Linked DNA regions of Mus musculus: all the other regions are linked to region 3. The links are chromatin loops, found by intact Hi-C in ENCODE. Cell type or tissue: heart. All regions are shown on one strand.

Region 1 (8,000 bases), 290 kb after region 3:
TGCCTCTGACCTGAGATCTAGGGCACAAGTGATTACAGGTGGTGTGCTCTTGGACCGTGCCTGCCATTTTTATGGTGTCCCCTCCTCCCTTTTTAACCGCTTTGGAGATCAAACCTCATAGCTGCTCACTAAGCAGGTAGTCCACCACCAAGTTGTAACCCCAGCCCTTGGTATTTTTCTCTTAATCACCAGTAGCTGCTGACTATAAATAAGGGAGATAGCTTCCTGTGGAGGAGGTAGCTTATCTAGGTAGACAGCAGTGCCTGTCAAAAACAACTTCTCTTTGAACCCCCTGCAGCCGCCGAGACCTGAACTTTGAGCGAGGTGGTGAGACGACCCTCAAGTAAGACATTGGTAGATGCATGTGGCTTTGTCCTGTCTCTGCCCTGCCCCTTGGTACCAACATCTCTTAACCTTTGTGGAGAAGTTACCAGTCTCCCTGATTCCATTCTGTGTAACAAGCTGTCTTCCTTTGGGGCTTCCCTCTCGATCCTCCTGCTGAGTCAGCAGGAGAAAGGCAACTGGTTCCTCCTCCTCCTCGGAGGCAGACACTTGTTTAGCTGCTTTTCTGGGAAGTGTCGGTGAGAGAGTACAAGGCTCACTGTCTTCTCCCTGACCCCGTGCCCCTAGGTGCCCTGTGATGCTGGTGGTTGGAGACCAAGCACCTCATGAAGATGCCGTGGTCAGTGGTGGCTTTTGGGGTAGTGAGGGAATGTTGGGGTCTTGTCAACACTGGGTTCACCCAAGCTGTGGACCTTGCCAAGCTGCAAACTCGAAAACTCTGGGGCAGGAGGAGCAACTCTAGGACCTTAGGAATTTGACTTGGGTTAAGATGTAATTGGGTAGGGGCTGACGAAAGGGAAAAGATCGGGGTCCCTTGGAGGGCTGTGGAGAGGGCGACCTGATTCATTCAGTCTCCTACCTATTCCAGGTGGAATGTAACTCAAAGCTGGACCCCACACAGACCTCGTTCCTCAAGGTTAGCGGGCCTCCTAAGCCTCACTTGCTCCCCGCTCCCCAGTCCAGGAGCATACATACTCTAAATTCCAGTGTCTAAGCCCTGTGGGTTCATTGTGGGTCAAGGGAGAGGAGAACAAAGGGGCTGAGTGAGGGACCTGGGAGGAGAGAGCCCCTTTCCCGCGGCATGGATCGTCTGATATCTCCATGTATCCTTCTTCCCTGGGTGTTTCCTTCCTGAGCAGATGGCCGACTCTGGAGGTCAGCCACAGCTGACTCAGGTGAGTATAGTGCCCATCTTGGGACGAGGAAATGGGACGTGTTGTGCCCTTTGCCATTGCTGTGACTTTCAAGATATCTAACCATCTCTTTCTCTCTCTTCTCTTTCCTTGTAATATGCCCACAGCCCGGCAAGCTGACAGAGGCTTTCAAGTACTTCCTGCAAGGCATGGGCTACAGTGAGTATTGGGACAGAGGGTATTAGGAAGGGCTTCCCACTGTGAGGGTAGACCTGTTTTAGGCTAATTCTTGGACTCATCATCTTACAAGGCAAGCTCGCTGATTCTCTGGCCGCAGCTCTTGTCTTCACCTAGGCCCCACTAGAAGTTACCAGCTGTCTTCCCCACTCATCTCTGATGGCTTGCTTATCATTGTGTGTCTACAGTGGCCTCTTCCTGCATGACTCGCCTATCTCGGTCTCGCACAGCATCTCTGACCAGTGCAGCATCCATCGATGGCAGTCGGTCCCGATCCCGCACCCTGTCGCAGAGTAGCGAGTCTGGGACTCTCCCTTCTGGACCCCCAGGGCACACCATGGAAGTCTCCTGTTGAATGACCCTCATTGCCTTGGTGTGGATCCCAGCCCTCACCTCCTGCAACACTAATTTAAGAGGTGTTATCAGGGCACTGGGCCAGAGTAAGCAAGGAAAATGGGCAGATTGTGCAGGGAGATGACCTTGATCTTTAATTGCTACCCTAACCTTGACCTTTAACCTGTGATATCCTCTAGCTCCTAGGTGAGGTGTCCTAATATCTCTTAGAGATCTGGGCCCCCTAAATTACCCCCTCTTCCATTTTGGTGTTGAGAAGGCTTGTATGTTCTCTCCCTGACCTAGGTTCTATAGATGAGGAACAATGAGCTGTTCTAGCTGACACGGGGCCTCCATCACTCCCCCTCTTTAGCCCATATTTGCAAGGGTAGGAGAGAGAGTGTGTGTGTGTTGTGTGTGTGTGTGTGTGTGTGTAGGGTTGATGGTGAGAGATGGGGAGCTCCTTCCCCAAAGCTGACAGTGGCTTTGCCTTGATGTGTCAGGCCTCTCTGAAGGCAATAGTCCCAAATGAATGTTTATCAGGAGAAGGTTTGCTGGTGGGTCAGTGATCCTTAATGTGATAGAAATATCCAGCATGTAAAAAGAAAGGATGGGAGATGGTGGCCCGTGAAGAACAGTGGTAAACACATTGAAGCTGGGGTAGAAGGGAGGGGCCCGGGTCCTTTGGCCACACTAACTTGGATAGCTGTCAGCGTGCACCTAAAGTGGGACTAAGGGAAAGAGCTTAGGTCCGACTGCTTGGGGCTTGGCATCAGGGTGGGAAGAGCTACCTCAGGCTCTGACCATACTGTGACGTGTAGAGCGTGACCTCCTGTCTCACACAACTTCTGCTGTGACAATAAACTATAGAGGAAACTGAACAGCATTGTTAATCCGGGTCTGAATGCGCCTGTACCCTGCCCCTTGCTTGCCTTTCCTTGTTCCTCTGAAAGCACCTGGGATGGCTTGTGGGGTATAAAAGCTGCACAGAGTGTGACCACGGGAGCCAAGAAAGTGGTGTCATTCTTTTTATTAATAGCATTTTTAAGCTTGGGAAAGAGGAGCTGTTGTAGAGATGTCATCAATATCATGTCCTTTAAGAAAACCGACTGAGGGGCTGGAGAGATGGCTCAGCGGTTAAGAGCACTGGCTGCTCTTCCAGCCGTCCTGAGTTCAGGTCCCAGCAACCACATGGTGATGGAATCTGATGCCCTCTTCTGGAGTCTGAAGACGGCTACAATATATTTATTTATTATATGTAAGTACATTGTAACTGTCTTCATACCTGCCAGAAGAGGGCATCAGATCTCTTTAAGGATGGTTGTGAGCCTCCATGTCACCTTTGCGTTACCTAGAGTACATTTTAGATGGATCATTCAGCAAGAGAGTAAACTCGGACACAGAGTGCTACGTACCACAGGGCACTGCTGCTTATAAGTTCATCCTATTTGTGATTCAAGAAGGTCACAGTCAAAGGGACTTCTTTTTAGGATTTTACTCACTGATGGATTCCAGGGGATCTGGGAGCAAAATGATGGTTCTGTAAGAGGCCGTTAAGCAATTATGAGTAACAACCATGGGGATTCAGATGTCTTGTAGCTGTCGCAGGTTCCTTCTTGGACTCTCGAGGCAAAAGGAGGGGGCTGGGGAGATGGCTCAGCATGTACAGTCCTTGTGCCACCATGACGACCTGTGTTCTGATCCCTAGCATACACTGAAAAAAAAAAATCTGGGTTTGACTGTGCACGTATAATCCCATGGCTGGGAGGCAGAGACAGGAGGACCCCAGGGGCTCACTAGTGGGCTAGCCTAGCCCATCAGTGGACACCATTTTCAGTTGGGACCTAGTATTGAGAGAACATTCTTCCTGAGGGTGTGGGGCTAAGCACTGTATGTCTCCTCATGACGCCCCAATAACAAAGCAAAGCTCAGCTCTATCAGAGTTCACCCTGGGGGGCCACCGAGTTCACTAAGCTTTCATAGAGATTATGGGTAACTTTAAGGCAGGTACCCTGGAAGGTCTGTACCCAGCCTAGGTGGTGACTCCCCGTTTGCGGCTCAGGTGGAGCTCTCGTCTAGTGTTCCCTGGGCTGTAGACTGTAGACTGCTCCCTCCCCAGGACTCCCAGGCCTCATGGAATTTGGCACAAAGGGCTGAGTTCTCAGGTGAGGGTCCTGTGACCCTGCTTCCTGCCTACGTGCCAACACGCCCAGGCGTGCTGATCTTTTACAAGCAGGAGTGACAACGGTGGCTGTTTGATTTAGAGGGTTGGGCTGGATGACACCCAGTCTCAAAAAATTAGGCGTAGAGTGATGGAGGAATCAACCCAAAGTCCACCTCTGCCTTCACACGTAGGTGTACAGACATAAACACTCAGGAGTACACTGTGAACATGCGCATGCGCGCGCGCACACACACACACACACACACAAATATGAAGGAGAAAGCACTTTATGAATTATGTAGATAGAATATTGTTTGCGATCATTAAAGCTTGCTTTATGGAAATCCCAACTGTCGCATTTCTTCAATGGCAGTGAGTGGGAAACTGGGCCCCTTGACATCAAGTGCTCACATTCCAACACGGTAGTGAGCCACTGTGTCCTTGTTGCTGAGGCTTTTCTTTCTTGTGCTGGGGATTGGACCCAGGACCTTGTGCGTGCTAGGCCAGTGCTCTACTACTGAGCTGCAGCCTTACCCCTAAGCCTATTTCCATGTTGTAGGCCAGTGTCAGAAGAGGGCGTTAGTGGGTTAGAGTTAGCTGCTGGATGGGTGTTGGGTCAGACAAAAAAGATTGCTGAAATGCCACAGGGAAAGAATGCAAAGCATGTAATCACTGGGGTCATTTAGCCCAACGTAAGGAAAAAGTGAAGCCCTAAGACCTCAACCAGCCTTTACTGGTAGAGCTGCTGTTGTGTATTATGGAAGGGAAGAGGAATCTTTGCTTGGTATCTGCCTACGAAAGTAGTACTGTTAGCAGAGTGATTTTCACATTTCATTTAAGTGTACATGTATGTGCATACAACTATAGGTGTTTCTGCTCCAGAATCTAAGGCAGGTGAAGAGGTGTTTTGCAGGAACTTGGGGGAGGACATTTGGTGTCTCTGGTTGACCCTAGTTTTTGGACCTACATAGTCTAGTTCACCTGTGGAGTCACAGCGCCGCCCTGTGGCCAGCCCCCAGTCTTACAGCCCTATTGTTCATGAACATAAGGCAGCCCTGAAACCAAGACCTGCTTTGAATCTTGTTTTTTTCCTAAGGAATTTGAGTGTCTTCCAGACATTAGGGGCAGGTGAGGTAAGAAACAGCTCAAGAGAATGAGAAATCAGAACAGAGTGAAAAAGGACCTTACAGTCAGTTTGAAGCTCTTATGAGTTTCATAATGACATTTTGGCCAGCCCTACATATATCTCACCACTTATGTGACAATAGACCCACAGTATTCTCTTACAGACGCCAATGGCTTCTTGGGTTGTGTAGCACATTCTCCAGTGTTTTCTCAACGACAAAAACATTACTGAATATATGCTTCTCAGAACATATCCTTGTCTTTAAGCAATATATAATTGTACAGACCTTACAGTAGGCAGAAGTGAAACCAAGATCAGAAGAAAGGTTGGAGTGGGAACAGCACCATTGAAAGGTAAGTCAGGAGTAACCTGAAAAGAGGGATGGATTCCGACCTGAGACTCAGGGTTCAGCAAGGATATATGGTGCCCGGAGCAATTTAACTCTCCCTCATGATGGTGAATTCATAGAAAATATAGGGTATACTCTGATAGGACCAGGTAGAGTCACTACGAACACAAAACCAGAAACCAAAACTAAAAACAAACAAAAAAACAAAACCAAAACCAACCAACCAAAGAAACAAAAAATCACCAAAACAAAACAAAACAAAACAAAACAAACAAAAAAACCCAACCCAAACCAAACAAAACCCCAAACCATCTTTTATATAGGCTGGGAATTTGTAAGCATCCCCAGAGATTGCATTTGAGGCATAATCTATTTTTGCTTCCTCTTTGCTAGTGCAATGGGCATCTCCTCAGGTTGCCGAGGGTGTCTGTGCTCCCACCCCAGCTCTGTAAGCTCTGGCATTGTTCTTTACACTCCACAGCTTCTTCAGGGAAGGACCGAGAGGCACAGGTTACCCCAGCAGAGTGAGTCTGAGGCTTTCACTCAACTCTCTCTTTGGTCCTGGGGATCAAACCCAGTTCCTCACTCACACTAAGCAAGGAGCCGTCAAATGTTGATCTTTGCCTGAAGACCTGTTCTTTCTGCTCCAGTAAAGTCTCTGAACTCTAGTTTCTCTTGCATTCCTCACAAACTGTTTTCCTGCGACTGCAACGTAGAAACCAAACCACACCACATCAGTCCCTCGGCCTTAAAGCAGAGGCAGGAAAGGTCCAGAAGGGTTACTTCAGACAATGCTGTGGACTGGCCTCAGTTGGCCCCCCTCAATCCGCAGGAGAAATCAGGGTCCTGGTACAGGTGGACAGGGAATCGGTGAAAAAGTGACAAACAGACAGGAACACAAGGGGGTGTTGTATCTGAATGTAATTTGTCAAGTGAGCATCAGTCTTACACATTACAGAAAACAAAGAAGTTAAGTGATAGATTAAGGTCATCCAAGTTACATTGAAGTTATCTGATGCAAAATTACTTTTACAACAAAACAGAGGAATGCGTACTAAAAGCTAACAGGAACCAACTGGGATAAAATCAGTGTTAGCAACTGGGATCAAAAACAGCCCCACTGCCGGGTGTGGTGGCGCACGCCTTTAATCCTAGCACAAGGGAGGCAGAGGCAGGCAGATTTCTGAGTTCGAGGCCAGCCTGGTCTACAAAGTGAGCTCCAGGACAGCCAGGGCTATACAGAGAAACCCTGTCTCAAAAAAACCAACAAAACAAAACAAAACAAACAAACAAACAAAAACCAGCCCCACCTAAGGTCAGCTTTAACTTAGAAGCCAGGGGCAAGGGCTTCATGCCCTTGCCATAGTTCCAATTGTAGTCTATTGTATAGTCCACCTTCCCCCTGCGCTCTAGGAAATTCCTGTGTATGGGAGTGACTCTGCTACTGTTTTAAGTATACTATGTAGATTAGCTCTGAGATTACTAGCTCTATTCTAGTGAACTGTAATGCCTGATTACTTTCACTGTCTCTTACAATACTAGAGGTAATTCTAAATGTTACTGAATAGATAAGATTCTCACTGAATTCCAAGCCCAGGGTTGGCTCAAACACTGCCTAGGACATTGGAACACTGGTGGAGGCTATTCTAACTTAGCTATATGTCAAAATCAATTCTTAGAGGCTCTTATAATAAAACAATATTGAGGGAAAGCCCACAGATTCGTTCACCGACTAAAGCAAGGACAGATTTGGGGCATTCGTTTTACAGGATGCCACGGTTCAAGGAGACTAAGTTTCCGTGAACTTTTCACCTCAGGACTGCCTCCAGGATTTTAGGCCTGTCACGAGAGTCACTACTGGAGTGGGTGTGGCAAGACAACAGCTTATTGGTAGCTGAAATAAGAAGCTGGCTTCTTGAAGGTTGGTTGGAAGCCTAATTCTTATTTCTTCTTCTTCTTCTTCTTCTTCTTCTTCTTCTTCTTCTTCTTCTTCTTCTTCTTCTTCTTCTTCTTCTTCTTCTTCTTCTTCTTCTTCTTCTTCTTCTTCTTCCTTCTTCTTCTTCCTTCTCCTTCTCCTTCTCCTTCTCCTTCTCCTTCTCCTTCTCCTTCTCCTTCTCCTTCTCCTTCTCCTTCTCCTTCTCCTTCTCCTTCTCCTTCTTCTTCTTCTTCTTCTTCTTCTTCTTCTTCTTCTTCTTCTTCTTCTTCTTCTTCTTCTTCTTCTTCTTCTTCTTCTTCTTTTCTTCAAGACAGGGTTTCTCTGTATAGCCCTGGCTGTCCTGGAACTCACTTTGTCGACCAGGCTGGCCTCGAACTCAGAAATCTGCCTGCCTCTGCCTCCCAAGTGCTGGGATTAAAGGCATGTGCCACCATTACCCGGTGAGAAGCCTAATTCTTGAGTTTTCTTCTTAAGCATATATTCTGGAATGACCTTGGTAGGGACAGAATGACTGGTTCCTGCTGCTGGGGCAGGGCTAGCAGGCCTGGGCCTGGGCCTCCAAGGGTGTTGATAGCTGATGTGGGTATAAGGCTTGTTTATATAATAGTGTACATATTTTCACGTTCATCCGAGGAATGATCTCCCTGTTAATGTTAAAG
Region 2 (8,000 bases), 76 kb after region 3:
TAATTCCAAGGGATAGGGCGCCCTCTTCTGGCCTCTTTAGGCACCAGGCAGACAGGATCTGCAGGCAAAAATTCATTTGTATACATACAAAAACATGATACATTTTTGAAAAATAAAGACCTGAAGAGTTGACTTGGCTATTAAGGCACTTGTTGCTCTTGCAGAGGGCTGGGGTTCAATTCCCAGCATCCACATGCTGGCTCCGACCCCATCTTCTGACCTCCCCAGACACCAGGCACTCACACAGTGCAGACGTACTTGCAAGCAAAACATTCATACAGGTAAAATGAAAATAACCTGAAAAGGCTGTAGACAGGAGTAGATGATAGTCCCTATTCAATTTTGCTATGAAACCGAACAACTAATCTAAACAGTGCAGTCTACTTGTCTCTGTGTGTGTATGTGTGTGTGTGTGTGTATGTGTGTTTTTGCGCGCACGCGTGTGTGTACATTCATACTTGCACTCATTCTCACACACAGGCATGTGGAAGCCAGAGGTTGATGTTGGGTATCTTCCTCCACTTTATATGATGAGACAAGGTCTCTCACAGAGAATCTGGCTAGGCAGTGAGCTCCAGGGAGTCCCTTGTGTCCTGTGTGCTGACACTGGAGCCGCCTCACCCAATTTTTCCGTGGATGCTGAGGTTCCAAACCCCAGTCCTCAGGCTTGCAAGACAAGCAGTTTACTGACTGGGCTAATCTTCCTAGAGTTTTTAAATTTTTTTTTCTTTGCCAGGTGTGGTGAGTCTTGCCTTTGGTTCCAGCAACACCCCCCCCCCCACACACACACACACACAGCCACCTGTACTACTCTTGAGCTAAATCCTCAACTCTTGGACCAGCAGGTAAAGGCACTTGCCACAGAAGTTGCACAGCTTAATTTCAACTTTTGGAACTTACAGTGGAATAAAAGCAGCAGCCCCAGAAAGTTGTCTTCTGACATCCACATACACATGTACACCTATACACCTCCTACCCACACACACACACATCATACACACAATAGTAATAAAAGTTAAATAAAATATTTTGTAAAGGTGGGACAGACTTGTGCAGGGTTTCCTTCCTTCATTCCTTTTGCCTTTCAGCTTTAGGACAATCTTAGTCAGGTTTAAAGGGGAAATGCTTCAGGGCAGACAAGCTGCAAATCTCAGCAGCTCCTCAAAGGAGAGGCATGGCAGAGGGAAGGGAGAATGCCATGTCAACTCAAGTACCAGGGCATCCAACTTCCTTTTCTGGTCTCCATGGGCACTGAGCACACATGTAGCACACAGACAAACATGCAGGCAAAAAATACTCATATACATAAAATATAGATAAATAAGCAACGATGGCACTGGAGGTCACCCACATGGTAGGGAGGAGGCCTTAGAGAAAGAATGAAGCCTGATATGTCAGGGCAAACACGCTTCAAAAACTCATAGACAAGAGAGAAGAGGCGGCTTTGGCCTATAAGAAACTGCGCTGAGATGGGAAATTGGGAAGGAAAAAATTAGATTATCCCATTAAAGGGATAAGTATTCTATCCATCTCTTTCTATATTTTATTAATTCTTTAAAAATTCCTGGCCAGGGGGCTGGCGAGATGGCTCAGTGGGTAAGAGCACCCGACTGCTCTTCCAAAGGTCCGGAGTTCAAATCCCAGCAACCACGTGGTGGCTCACAACCATCCGTAACAAGATCTGACTCCCTCTTCTGGTGTGTCTGAAGATAGCTACAGTGTACTTACATAAAATAATAAATAAATCTTAAAAAAAAAAATTCCTGGCCAGGCAGGGGTGGCACATGACTTTAATCCCATGACTCAGAAGGCAGAGGCTGGGGGATCTCTGAGTTTGAGGTCCTGGTGGTCTACAGAGTGAGTTCCAGATAGCCAGGGCTACAGGGAGAAATTCACTTCTTCTCTTCCCCCTCCCCTTTCTTGAGAGGACTGTGTCTCACTGTGTCACCCTGGGATTCTCCTTGTAGACCAGGCTGGCCTCCAACAGAGGCCCACCTGAGTGTGCCTCTTGAGTGCTGGGATAAACTGCAGACACCGTAACCGTAACACCTAACTCACCTACTTCTTTATATGCAGGGGTTTTTTGTTATGGGGGTGTTTTGTTTAGTTTTGGGGACAGGGTTTCTCTGTGTAGCTCTGGCTGTCCTGGAACTCACTCTGTATATACAGGCTTCATACTCACAGATCTGCCTGCTGGAATTAAAGGCATGCGCAATCACCAACCACCACTGCTCTCCTAATTTTCTAGGTACGCATAGTGTAAAAAGTAACTTTTATTTGCCTGATGTAATTGTCACCGTGGAGGTTTACTGCCTCAGTCTACTAACCTAGGCCTAGTGCCGAAAGCTTCCAGCCTCCGTACAATCTAATCTAGGTCTAGAATGTTTTCAGCTTCTGAGACTTGCTGCTGAATAAACTCACCCTTTCTTCTTTCTGATCTCTGGCTAGCTAGTCTACTCAGCTGTTCTGACTCAAACTCCTCTCCATGATAACCGATTCAATCTGGCTTCTCCCAGGTTCTCCTGAATTGCTCAAACTATCTGTCAATCTATTCTGATCTTCTTGCTCTTCACCCTGTCTCGTTCTGTCTTCATCTGTGTCTAGTCTAGCTTGTTCTCTTTGCACCCTGCCCCTGTAAAAGGACCTCTCCCTCTCCCTGTCGCCCCTCTCCCATTCCCTCCTATCCCCCCCCCCCCCAATCTGCACTGCCCCTTAAGAAGCTTCGCTTTCCTTTCCTCTCCTTCCAAGAGTTGGGCAGATCCTATTTTGTCAAATGTTTCTCTGATTCGTTACTTTGTCTGCCACTCAATTAGACATCACTTTTAAACCTGGACGCTTCCTTGTACAAAGTAACTTTACCTTCATTTTGGGGGATTAAAGGTGTGTACTAAGGGCAGGTCTGTATTTAAGACACAAGGAAATCTTTTTTTCCTCAGAAGTGAAGAAAGGTGGAGCTAGAAGCCTTGCCTTTTCTGTTCAGTATGGTTTGAAGCACAAAATGTTAGCTCTCACCGAAGCTCTGCAGCCTTCTGAGTGCACTCCTCTGAGCTTCTCTGTTCAGGCTTTTCAACTTTGGATGTTTTCTCAGGAGATCTGGGGATCTCTTCCACATGTGTAGAATCAGTCGTCATGGTGTGAGTACTGTTAGGCATACAAAGACCAATGAATTTAGCCCAAATCAGGAACTGGTGGATAAAAACTATCTTGTTCTAACTGAGGAAGAGTAAGCACAAATGGGAAAAGCAGAAACTTCCTAAAGGACTTTTATTTATCATTCAAAGGATGGAGACATGCTTGTTTCACGAATATAAATATGAATACAAATGTAAGATTTGACAGGAACTTACAGAGATCCACCTGTCTGTGCTGGGACTAAGGGAATGCCCTTCCCCTTGGCTCTTGTTTTGTATTTTTAAACAAGGACTTTGCAATTTTGACTTAGAGCTGCCTTTCATCTTCTCTGATTATTACAGAAATCAGCAACACCCACTGGTCCTTAAGTGATATATTCCCAACAAAAGCTTTGTGGGTAACAACATGGGACCCGCCCGAGGTACTCACAGTTGGCTGGGCTCCCTGGTTATTTCGATTCTGGTGTTCTTGTCCGCCACATAGTCTTTAAATGCGGGAGGGGCTGTATGGCTGCGCCTGTCATTTGGCCCTGAAAAGTTTAGGCAGGAAAAAAAAAAAAGGGAAATGTAGCCATGGTATCTTTCAGAACACCTCATGCTGAAACCAGGACACCAAGTGCTGGTCACAGAGAGCCTTGCGACTTGGAGGAAATCCTTATGTGACAATTAGCCACTGAGGCACTTCCTTATTTTTACATAAAATCACAACTGCAAATATCTTCAGCCCAAAATACTGACTCGGTGAGTGGTACAAATGGGAAGAAAAAAGAGGCACGCTGGTCCAAGCCAGGGCCTGTGTGTTTGCCTAACCTGGTACAGCCATGCTCAAAGGTATTCCTTTATTTCATTTTGGTCGGCTGGTTGCCTGGATTTTTTTTTTTCCCCCGAGACAGGGTTTCTCTGTGTAGCTGTGGCTGTCCTGGAACTCGATATCTAGACCACAGAAGGATTCACAGAAACCCTCCAGCATCTGCCTCTGGAGTGCTGGGATTAAAGAATAAACCACCATAGCCGGGAATCCGGATTTGTTTAATGTTCACTTTTTTTTTAATTATTAACATATAACATGGCGGGTTCTGCAGTTGTACACATGGACCACCGCTTTGTGCATCCTCCTCTGCCTCGCCCATGCCGTTCCCTGATGGTTCCCTTCTTTCCCGCAGACAATTTTCCCTTTTGAGCCCTTATCGCTGTTACCCGCTTTTTACTCCCTCTCCCCTCCGGGTCTGGGTTTTTTTTTTTTTTTTTGGTTATTATTATTATTATTATTTGTTTGTTTGTTTGTTTATTTCTGTTTACTTTCGTGGTCTGGTGGTCTCAGAGATTTACCTACCGTCTCAAACATATTAAGCAAGCCCTCTGACACTGAGCTGCCTACTCGCAGTGAATTCAGAAATTTGGACCCGACTTCCGCACACGAGAGTTGGGGGATGGGGAAGGATTTTAGGAAAGTGGAAAGGTGAGAAAACAAAGGGTAACTGTGACTGGCGCTTCAGTCCCCTCCCCACCCCCGGGAGAGGGCGTGATTCCAGCTTCACTCCGCTTGGGTTTCTGCTGTAGAGACACACCAGCTATGTGGGGCAGTCTGCGTCCCGCGTGGACTCGAGGCTGTGCACTGCCTACCGCGGTCGAGGGACACAGGCGCTGCACATGCGCTTTCCTCCCGGGAACTGGTGCGCGCGGGGGCGCCGAGGGGCTCGGGGACGCTGAGACCCACGGCCGCCTGCGCCTCTCTGGCTCCTGGAGCACAGCAAGTGTCCGTAGGTCCGGTTGGGTAGTTGTGGATCGCTGCACGTTCGTCCTTCGCCTGTAGCAAAACAAGCCACATGGGGTTTCCACACACACCAACTCATGCCTAAGGCTTGATTCTAGTTGGGCAAGCCTCAGAGCTAGCCCCCAGCGTTGATGTCTTAGCTAGGCTTACTGTCGCTATGTATTTGACTTATATTTTCACATTGTAGTCCAACATTGAAGGAAGCCAGGACAAAAACTCAAACAGGGTGGTAACCTGGAGACTGGAACAGCCACACAGGCCGTAGAAGGATACTTACTGCTTAAGGCTTGTTCAGCCTGCTTGTTCAGTCAGTACAGGACTAGCACCACCCGCAATGGGCTGGGCCCTCTCCCGTCAATCACTAAGAAATGCCTTCTAGCTGGATCTTTTTGTTTGTTTGTCTTTTTATTTTATTGCTGCTGTTTTCGTTTTGTTTTGCAAGTCAGGATTTCTGTGTAGCCCAGACTACTCTCACCCCCCACGTCCTAGAATTCCCAGGCTTGCTCCAGCTACCACCAGCGTTTTTTCTCCCACGGCTACACATCACCCAAATGAATGGTCTGCCCTGAGCTCTCTCACCAAGTCCATTCTACTTTTTCTCTTTGTTCTGGGCTCTTCCAGATGCCTCTAAGTATGTTCTCTCTCTTATCTCTTATTCACAATACACCGCCTTGCCCGGCCCCTCCCCCACAAACGGAGTGACCATTTCAGCGGATTTGTCTCTTCTTTTTTTTTTTTTTTTTTTTTTTTTTTTTTTTTTTTTTTTTTTTGTTGTTGTTGTTGTTGCTTTGAGCCAGGGTTTCTCTGTGTAGCCCTGGCTATCCCGGAACTCTTTCTGTAGACCAGGCTGGCCTCCAGCTCTCCCTGTATCCGTCAGTCCCTATCTGTTACAGTGTCCCTCTGGCTGGCATACCTGCCCCTTACCCTTAATTCTCCAGTCCAGGGTCTGGGCTGCCCTTCCCCTAGCTGCTCTTCCGGATATAATCCAGCGATTTTGGCTACACCAGTCCTTTTAAAAACCTCTTTGTTCTCTTGGCCAGGTTCTAGTCCCAGGCCCCAGCTCTTTTCTTGCTCCCCCTGTCCCTCTCTCCTCAAATGGCCCAGCCTAGTCTGGCCATGTTCTCTCTTAGAGCCTTGGAGACTGCCGTTCCTCTTCTCTCACACTTGTCTACAGTAAACCCTCTCCACTGCTAGGAACAGTCATGTCCTTCTTTTCATTCTTTTTTATTCAGTGCTGAATTAAGATTAATGCCCTAAACTAAGATTAATCTCTGAGTTAGGCTTGGTGATACAGGCCTTTACTCCCAGCAGTGGATTTAACTGTGGCCAAGTCCTGTAGTTATTTAGGGAATATTACCATGTGAGGAAAAGCAAGCCCACTGGAGTGTGATGTCTGCTTGTAATCACAACCTTAGGGACGAGATACTTCAAGTTTCAGCCCAGCCAGGTTACATAATATAACCCTGTCTCAAAAAAAAAAAAACAAAAAACAAAAAACCAACCAACCTACCAACCAAACACACGCACACACACACACACACACACAAAGGGGCTGGGTACCTGGGTGGGGTGGGGCGGGTTGGACACCAGAGAGAAGGCTCTGTAGTTATGAGCCCTGGCTGCTCTTCCAGAGGACCCAGGTTTAATTCCCAGCACCCACACAGCAGCTTACAACTGTCTATAAATAACTCCAGTTACAGGGGATCTGACACTTCCACATCAAAGCATATAAAAGGGGGAGGGGAGGCTGGTTATCCTGGAACACTCTTTTGTAATCAGTGCTCAGGAGCCAGAGCCAAGTGGAACTCTGTGTTCAAGGCCAGCATGGTCTACATAGAGCAGCAGTTCTCAACCCGTGAATCTCCACAGATACTTACATTAAAATTAATAACAGTAGCAAAACAAGCCGGGCGTGGTGGCACACACCTTTAATCCCAGCACTCGGGAGGCAGAGGCAGGCGGATTTCTGAGTTCAAGGACAGCCTGGTCTACAGAGTGAGTTCCAAGACAGCCATGGCTATACAGAGAAACCCTGTCTCAAAAAACCAAAAACAAGACAAACAAAAAGCAAAACAAACAAACAAACAAAACAAAAAAAGCCAGGCAGTGGGGAGCACATGCCTTTAATCCCAGGCAGAGGCAGGCAGATTTCTGAGTTTGGTCTACAGAGTGAGTTCCAGGACAGCCATGGCTACACAGAAAAACCCTGTCAACAAACAAACAAAAAACAGTAGCAAAATTACAGTTATGAAGTTGCAATGAAAATAATGTTATGGTTGGAGGTCACCATGATATGAGGACCTGTATTAAAGGGTCGAAGCATAGGAAGGTTGAGAACCACTGATATAAAGGGTTCTAGGCTGGGCTGGAGAGATGGTTAGGCAGTTAAGAGCACTGACTGCTCTTCCAGAGGGCCTGAGTACAATTACCAGCAACCACATGGTGGCTGGAGATAGATAGCTACAGGGTATTCACATACATAAAATAAAGCATAATAATAATAATTCAAAAAAAAAGGGTTCTAGACTAGCCAAAGATACATAATACGACCCTGCTGCTAAATGTTTATCGATTTTTTTTTAAGGCTGGAGAGATGGCTCAGCAGTTAAGAATGGTTGCTACTCTTGCAAAGGACTAGAGCACCCATACTGGACAGCTCACCACCTGTAGTAGCCAGGGGTTCCCACAACCTCTTCTGGCCTTAGAGGGCACCTCCATGCATGCACACAGACACATGCATATAAATAAAAAATAAAATAAATCTTTTTTTTTTTTTTTGGTTTTTCAAGACAGGGTTTCTCTTAAAAAGAAAACAAAAACAAAAGAAGTAAAAATTTTAAAAATCCATGTTATGGGTAACAACTGCAACTTATTTATCAGACCCAGGTTCGCCTTTGCTCTAACTCCCCCTTAGCCAAGAGTTGCTGCGATAACTGAGTGTAGAATTAGTCCTTCACTGTGGCAGCACCAAATTTAGAGCAAACTCCTACTCTCTTATACTCTCCCTTAACGACCTAAGCAAAGTGCAGAGACTCCCATGCACACTTACTGAGTTGCCTTTATCCCCCTTGTGGTTTGCATTTTCTCTGTGCTCT
Region 3 (8,000 bases):
AAAAGATAATGTTTATCAATGTGGAACATTTTTATTAAATTTGGTGAGAACTTTCCCATAATCTTCTTGGATATCCTAAGCTGATCTTGCTCAGCTATTATCGTGTAATAACAGAGGATAAATTTAAATAAATGTCTGTGTAGTTGTGCCGCACTTCACATAAGATCATGCCAACAAACTGTTCTCGGGCTACAATTAAGTCAGTTTTTCTGTACATGTACTGATTCATTCACTGTTTTACTCAGACCCCTTACTAGCAAAGGAAAAGGCATTTGTAAAAAGGTTGCAGAAAAGTATGAAGCAGGGGGAAAAACCTTACCGTTCACATGGCTATCAATATCAAATTCTTGATCTCACCCTCAGTAACACCTCCATTAACACTAATCAAGCCAAATCAGGCAAGCATTTCTAAGCTAGGACATATGTGGTTTCTGAGTCAAGTCCTATCTGTCCCCTTCCCCCACTCCCCCAACCTCCATCTTTTTACTGTCTTTTGTTCCTACCTCACAGGGTCACTATGCTGAAACTGCGTTCAACCGGGTTTTGCCAGGGCCTGTTGCACCAGAGAACAGCAAGAAACGGGTCCGTAGGACAAGACCAGACCTTTCTAAGATGATGGCCCTGATGCAGGGTGGAAGCACTGGGTCCCTGTCTCTGCATAACACCTTTCAACACAGCAGTAGTAACCTACAGTCTGTGTCGTCTCTGGGTCACAGCAGTACCACTTCTGCATCTCTGCCTTTTATGCCGTTTGTGATGGGTGCAGCAGCACCCCCTCATGTAGACTCCAGCACCATGCTTCATCATCACCACCACCATCCCCACCCCCACCATCACCACCATCACCATCCAGGCTTGAGAACCACTGGCTACCCTTCTTCACCAGCTACTACCACCTCTGGTACTGCCTTGCGGTTACCAACACTGCAACCTGAGGACGATGATGAAGAGGAGGATGAAGAAGATGATGATTTATCTCAGGGCTATGACAGCTCAGAACGGGACTTCTCACTCATTGATGACCCTATGATGCCAGCCAACTCAGACTCCAGTGAAGATGCTGACGACTGAAGCCCCATATAGACCCGTGATGGGTGGCTGCTGGAATCCCTTACTCTGGCCCTTGGACTTTGGAAATGTGGGAGGGGCAGGGAACAATATGGGGAAACCCAAGACTTCAGGAGGTGAAAAGAAAAAGAAAAAAACAAAAAACAAAAAAAAACAAAAAACTTGTACCCAATTGCTCCCAATTTTGAGAGGATTGGGTGGGCAGGGGAACTCCTAAAAAAAAAAAATAATAAATGACCACTTCCTCGTTTCTGGGGAAGCAAAGGAGCTTAGAGCAGCTGGTGTGCTCACCCCTCCCCAGACGCCTCCATTAACCACAGACTATGTAGCGCTGGCCCTAGCCTCTGGCAGAGCCTGTTCCTGGCCAAACTGTGGCTACAGCTGGAGGGTCAGGAACTGTTACCTTCCTTCCCCTTGGCATTAATAAATTTAAGTTAATCCTTTTCCATTCTTCCTATGTTCTGTTTCCTTAAACACAATATAAGTACTGTTTTTTGCTGCGTAATTTAAACACCATTCTCCTACAGTTCAATACTGTTGCAACTAATAGAAAAGCCATTTGTAGTCCTCAATAGGCATATATAATGGCGGGTTATCCCGTTTGTTAAAGCCAAGGAAATGATACAAGATAAAGAGGTAAAATATTTTGAATTGTACTTCACATTCTTAAACGAGGATTAATTTCAAGAGCCATATTTTTTTTTTCAATTAGTCAGGATAACTATTCTTGGGGAAAGCCAGAGAATAATGTGGCTTTTCATGAAATACAGCAAAAGTACACGCTGACAAAAAGGGTGCCTTCACAACTTGGGTCTTCGCGAGGCTGGAAAGAACTACAAAGTTTAGGAGCCACTCCGAGCCATTTGTTTCCTTCCACCCTACCGGCCCATCTCTTAAAGGAAAACAGAACCTTTCCTTCCTACTCTGCTGCCCACCGCGCAGCTTATTCGCGAAGGTGGGCTCCGTCCCTCTGGGGTGCAGTGTTTGGTTGAGAGTGCCTTCCCCGGGGCGGTCACTGGCCTGCCCTGGGGCAGAGGACTCACTCCTGCGCCTGGCTGCACGCGGGTCCCGCTCTTTCTGCTCCCCTCCCTCTGCCCGCCGCCCAGAGCGCCCGGAGCTCGGAAAGTGGGCGGGTCACGTGACGGGAGCCTCTGGCGCCGGAGAGAGCTTCCAGAGCCCGCGAGCCCGCGCTGCACCTCGGTCTGTTGACTTCACTTTTGCGTCCTCGGTTGCCCTTCCTCCCGCCACCCTACGGAACGAGCGGTGGGTTTGGTTTTTTCGCTTTTTAAATCTTCGACGCTCTAGGGACCCGGAAGCGGAAGGGGATACCGGGCGGTCGGTACTTCCGGGTCACAGAGAGTGCGGGATTCCGGGCCGAGCGCGGGTGGCGGAGCTGGGACCTCGCGTGATTCTCGGAGCCCGACGGGAAGCGGCGTCCAGGGCAATGGCTGTGACTCTGGACAAAGACGCGTACTACCGGCGAGTGAAGAGATTGTACAGTAACTGGCGGGTAAGGAGCCCCGCGCCCCCGGGAGCCCCACATCCCATAATAGCCTGCTTCCCGGCGCCCTTTTCCCCCTCAGCCAGAAACCTCCGGCTCCGCCGCGCTCCCGCCTGCCCCGGCAGCGTCCGGCTCGCCGCGCCGTGCTGCGCCTGCGGGGTCCGCACGCGCCTGGCCCGCCCCGCGGCCACAGCGGCCCGCCCAGGTCCCGCCACAATTACCGTTTGCGGGAAAGGGGCGCGAAAGCTGTGCCCGGAGCTCTTGGCGCTCCCCGCTCCCCGGCCTCTGCTGGAGTTGAGAAATGCTGCTCCCGCGCCCCGCTGCTTCTCCTTAGGCCCTGCGTGGGTCACAGACCCAGCGCTGGGAACCTGCGGGCTCTCCTAAGAATTAATTGATGGGACGCCTCAAAGCCGGTTTCCCATGTCGGCAGCATACCGGGGGCACGTGTTGAGGAAAACGCTGTGGAAGTTCCAGGGCTTCTCCAAAGATTGGGCAGTTTCCCTGTTTTATAATCATAATTTCAAACTTACTTTTTTGCTAGTTAACTTGTTAACTTCACAAGTGTTTGATTGATTTCATACTGTCTGAACGGTCTATCGTCTGGGCTCTGAACCTTGTGAGTGAGGGGAAATAGAACTGATAAAAAAGAAAGCCGAAAATGCTCTGAAAAAATACCAACTCCGGTTTCAGCTTTGTAAACTATCTTATACTGATTGGTCCTCTCCATTCTTGGCTCCTGCATGTAATCCCATGATTTCTGAGGCTGAGGCAGGAAAATGACTAGTTTCAAGCCTGCCTGTGCTTCATAGTGAGACTGTATCAATCGGCTCGTCATTTAGTAAATAAAATTGAACCTTTACTGAAGTCGGTTGTTTTTCCTGCCTCATCAGAAAAAAGCCTATGTATCTTTTAAGCAAGATGCATTGCGTGCTGAAAATAATATAGGGTTTTTCACTTTATTGGCTAATTTTTTTTAGATGACTTAGTGGTCTCTATCACAAAATTATATTGTTTGGTCCTGAGGATTGGCCCTACCACCACCTCTGTGTTTTACCATTAAGCTATATCCCTATCCAGGGAATATTTACTGTCACTGTGTTATGATGTATGCAATGATGATAATCAAAAGCCCCCGTTTCTACAGCCAGCCCTGAAATAATAAACTTTTAAAGCTTTTTTTTTTTTTTAATATTTATGGGTATTTTGCATTCATGTATGTTTGTGTATACCCTGCATGCATTGCCTGCGAAGGCCAGAAGAGGGCGTGGGATACCCTAGAACTGAAATTACAGAAGGTATTTAGTTGCTGTTTAGGTCCATGTGAAACCTGGTCTTCTGGAAGGGCAACCAGTGATTTTAACTACTGGGCATTTTTCTAGCCCCTTAAAAACATATTGGTGTTTTCTCTATTTCCAGAGTTCATCAAGCTATTTTTAAGGCTGTTACAGTAACATAGCTTTTAATTATAATTTTCATAACTTAACACAGCATGCTTTTGAGTAGAAAGGCTTGATACATTAAACTTTCATCTGAATGTCATCCTTTGGTATTGGGATCTTGGTGAAATATTTGCATCCAATGTATGTACATGTTGTGCTATGTAAGTCATCACAATACCTACTCCAATGTCATTGATGTGTGAGTATGAGTGCCACTGCTTATGTATAGAGATCAGAAGGCATCTTTGTAGAGTCATTTGTCTTCAAGTTATATATCTTTATTTGGGATCAGGAGATCGAAATAGCAAGCACCTTTATCTGCTGAGCCATCTCACCAATCTGTTTTCCATCATTCCTGAAACATTGAGTCTAATCCAGTCCTACCTTTTCTATTTTCAACATCAGAGCTGCTAAGAGTAAAATAGGTTTTCATTGCCTGTCTTGTTTCTGCTTTGGGAAATCCTAGGTGGTAGTGATAGATTATGAAAGTGGGTTACAGGATCGTCCTGTGGGTTTTCTATTTATGGGGTAGATTTCCAGCCTATTCATCATTGTGATTTTAATCATTAAATCAATTTATTCTGCTTACTGGGGGTTGAACAAAAATCTTTCCTAAATTTTTGGCTGTTTTAAGGAGTAAGGGGTACAGAGTTTTGGTATCTCTACTAATAATTTAAGAATTATTTTAGAACTGGGCATGTCTCAAAAAAACCAAAAAAAAAAATTATTATTTTACTAGACCTTTCTATGAACAGACCTCAGATTCCTTCATCTGCTTTTTGTCTTGAAGAATTACATGAAGTGCCAGAATTGCAGCTGTTTTCAAAAGAAATACTAACCCAATGCATTTGTTCATGTGGTTATTTGCCAGCTGTTAAGCTTGAGGTAGTGGGTAGCTGTGACCCTTCCCCCAAAAAAAGAGTCCATTGCAGTGAGAATGGGTAAGCTGTAGTATCAGATCTTTTGTGCTGCTTCCTACCATTTGCTGAGATTTGATTATGGCTGTCTTTTCTTTTTCAGAATTTTCTGAGAGTAGGCAGATATTTTCATAGTTTCAGATTTTTTTTAAAAACTTAGTTCCTGCATTACTTACTTTAAGCAAAGCAGTAAGTTACTTTGATTTATCTCCATGTGTCTCTGTTTTCTGTTAGAGTTTCTGGCCTTAAACTCTCAGAGGTCCGCCTCCCAGAGTGCTGGGATTAAAACACCGCTCCTGGCACCACAACAGGTTTCTCTTTGGTCTTTTATTCTAAAATTCTGACATTCTGTTTTATTTGTTTACTTTCTTTTACTCCTTTTCCATAGTGTTTCCTCAGCCAGGTTGCTCTGTGGGCCTGTTGAATCATGGGATGTTTCAATGCTGGATTGCCTCTATTCTTTAGCTCCTGATTTTGTTGTTTTGATTTTTATGTGAATAAGTGGCTTGCACGCATGCATATTTATCTTTTCATGTGCCAACTTCATGCAGGCAGTGTTGTGTCCATGGTGGCCAGAGAGAGGCATCCGCTGCTCTGGAACTGGAGATCATGCTGTTGTGAGCCACCATGAGGTTGCTAGGAACCAGACCTGGGGCCTCTTCAAAGCAGGAAGTGTGCTTGGAGGAGAGGGGGAGTAAAGGCTTACAGTGTTTTTTTTGTTTTTTGTTTTTTTAAATGTTTCATAATAATTTTTTTAAAGATTTATTTATTATTTTATGTAAATACACTGTAGCTGTCTTCACACACTCCAGAAGAGGGAGTCAGATCTCGTTACGGATGGTTGTGAGCCACCATGTGGTTGCTGGGATTTGAACTCTGGACCTTCGGAAGAACAGTCGGGTGCTCTTACCCACTGAGCCATCTCACCAGCCCCAAGGCTTACAGTTTTATTGTGGTCTCATTGATAAGTCAGTTAAAAATAAGTAAAAGCTTATTTGTTATTTTATCATTACAAAATAGGCTTAGAGCTGGATCACGTGGCCCTTTTTCTCTTCTTGTCTCTGCTCTCATCCCTTACTAGTGGCATTCCCTGAGGCCTGCATCTGGGCTCTGCACACTGAGGTCTCAGCAGTCTTTAGAGTTTTCACCTTTTTGTGGAAAATAGGCTTAGTCTGTACACCATAGACACTCCATTTCCTGCTATAACACCGCATTCTCTGGCCATACAAAGAATCATTGCCCTTGCACTGTGTCACCTTGTGGGGCAAGTGCTTACTACTTCTTGTAGAAAGTCTCTGCAGGTCTTAGAAACAATTCACAGAAAGTTTTGGCACAGAAAGTGTGACAACCATTAAAATGTCCTCCAGCCCCTGTCCTCTTCTTTTTGTTTTGAGAACAGTTTATCCAGAAGTTTTAAAAGTAGGGTAGGTAGGAAGTAAATTTCATAAGTCATATTTTCATGTGTTATTTTTATATCTTAAATGTGTTATTTTATGATAGGTAGATTTCTACCACTCTAATAAAATCTGAGATATACTAAGGAAAAGCTCACTTTTGGGTTCGTGTTCTCAGAAGTTTGAATTCGTTGCACTTGGTCCCAGCAAAGCCAAAATACATGACCAAAGAGGCCTCTCATCTCATGGCATCCACAAAATGAGAAGGGATCAAGGTTAAAATATTCCCTTCAGGGGTATATCTTACCTCACTTGCTTCGACTAGACCAACCTTCCAAAGAGTCATGGGAGGAAGGGGGAGGTCAAGTTTTTGGCACAGGGACTTTTTTGAGATTTTATTTTAATTTCTGTGTGAGTGCATGTATATTCTGTGACGCTTGCATGCCTGGTGCCCACAAAGGTCAGAAGAGAGGGTCAGATCTTCTGAAACTGGAGTACAGATGGTTATGAACCATCAGATGGCTGTTACAGTTGGACTGCATTCTCTGGATGAACAGTCATTGCTCTTATATGCTAAGCCATCTCTTCAGCCCACTTTGAATTAAAGAATTCAGTGGACCAATAAAATGCCTCGGTAAGTAAGAACATTCACTGACTGAGAATGACAACCTGAATTCAATCCCCAGATCTTACCATGGAAAGAGAGAATGAACTCTGAAAAGTTGTCCTCTGGTCCCCACACATGTACCTTCTATGCACGGTATAATTATCGGACCAGTGAAACTGCTCAGTGAGGCACTTGCTTACAAGAGTGGCCACCTGAGCTCAGTTCCCACAAGCTGCACAAAGGAAAACTCCACAGGTTGTTTTCTGACCTCCTCACCTGTGCATTGTGTCATGCCACACATATACACATAATAAATATAGAAATTAAAATCTTCAATGGAGACCTTGTCCTAGAGTACTGCCGTAGCTTACTCAAAGCCAGCCTGGATTGTCCACACTAGCATTATGCAAAGGGTTGAGCAGGTTCCTCCCAAATACTTGCTGAGAGCCTTGCAGCTAAAGAAAATGATCCAAAAGGTTCAAATTGGTAGCTTCAAAAAACTCACTGTTGCCAGGTGTGGTGGCGCACACCTTTAATTCCAGCACTGGGGAGGCAGAGGCAAGCAAATTTCAGAGTTCGAGGACAGCCAGGGCTACACAGAGAAACCCTGTCTCAAAAACCAAAAAAAATGCTCACTGTTGAGGAAGCTGTGCAGAATGTTTCAGTGGCCACTGAAGTGTGGGTATGGTTTCATATTGGAGAGATCATGACATTGTGGATAATGTTTGAAGTCTAAACTTTGACTTACTACTTAAATATTCTTAGGCTGTGAACAGATCTATCCAGAGAAAAAGAAAAATTTGATAGACAAAATTCCTAAGTTGAGCAGGACATGGCAGCTCATGCTTTTAATCCCAACACTTAAGAGAGGCAGATGCAGGCAGATCTTTGTGTTCAAATAGGTCCCCCTTTCCTTTGCATTGATGGTGGTGTGGGCCCTCTTCAAATCAAGCCCACCTGTGCAATGCTGGGATTTGAGTTTCATTCCTACTTCATTGCCTGATATCCTGTCCACTAATTTTACACATTTGGGTTAAAACTGGCATTTTATCTTTAATTTTACTTTTTATCTTT

The links. A loop is a pair of places that touch in the nucleus more often than their neighbours do. Peaks named below come from ENCODE experiments on the same cell type or tissue, not always from the same donor. Only the 100,000 strongest peaks of a DNase experiment are listed, where the experiment ranks them.
Region 1: a loop joins it to region 3, with 2.9 times the contacts of the local background. A loop is called at or near these places in 6 of 42 quality-filtered maps.
Region 2: it touches region 3 in a loop (4-fold over the local background); 15 of 42 quality-filtered maps call a loop at or near these places.

Annotation. Positions count from the first base shown.
Region 1 is chr14:51,899,928-51,907,927 of GRCm38, reverse strand. Ndrg2 (N-myc downstream regulated gene 2) reads left to right here. Exons shown (of 15, transcript NM_001145959.1): 10 at 299-343; 11 at 631-682; 12 at 932-979; 13 at 1,203-1,238; 14 at 1,364-1,415; 15 at 1,622-2,657. The coding sequence ends at 1,788. Among named protein-coding and RNA genes, the nearest start is that of Ndrg2, 9.6 kb to the left of the region's middle. In heart, a CTCF peak has its summit at 3,057 (motif pointing right); DNase peaks (open chromatin) are centred at 3,947 and 4,901; H3K27ac peaks cover 576 bases.
Region 2 is chr14:52,116,134-52,124,133 of GRCm38, reverse strand. Rpgrip1 (retinitis pigmentosa GTPase regulator interacting protein 1) reads right to left here. Exons shown (of 25, transcript NM_023879.3): 4 at 4,700-4,938; 5 at 3,562-3,661; 6 at 3,013-3,141. Among named protein-coding and RNA genes, the nearest start is that of Rpgrip1, 9.2 kb to the right of the region's middle. In heart, CTCF peaks have their summits at 41 (motif pointing left) and 4,698; no DNase peak of the experiment used is centred here; H3K4me3 peaks cover 1,616 bases; H3K27ac peaks cover 1,781 bases; H3K27me3 peaks cover 1,384 bases.
Region 3 is chr14:52,191,663-52,199,662 of GRCm38, reverse strand. Supt16 (SPT16, facilitates chromatin remodeling subunit) reads left to right here and starts at 2,424. Exons shown (of 26, transcript NM_033618.3): 1 at 2,424-2,578. The coding sequence starts at 2,513. It overlaps Chd8 (chromodomain helicase DNA binding protein 8), which reads left to right. Exons shown (of 38, transcript NM_201637.3): 38 at 511-1,512. The coding sequence ends at 1,071. In heart, CTCF peaks have their summits at 2,106 and 3,821 (motif pointing right); a DNase peak (open chromatin) is centred at 2,342; H3K4me3 peaks cover 2,877 bases; H3K27ac peaks cover 2,142 bases.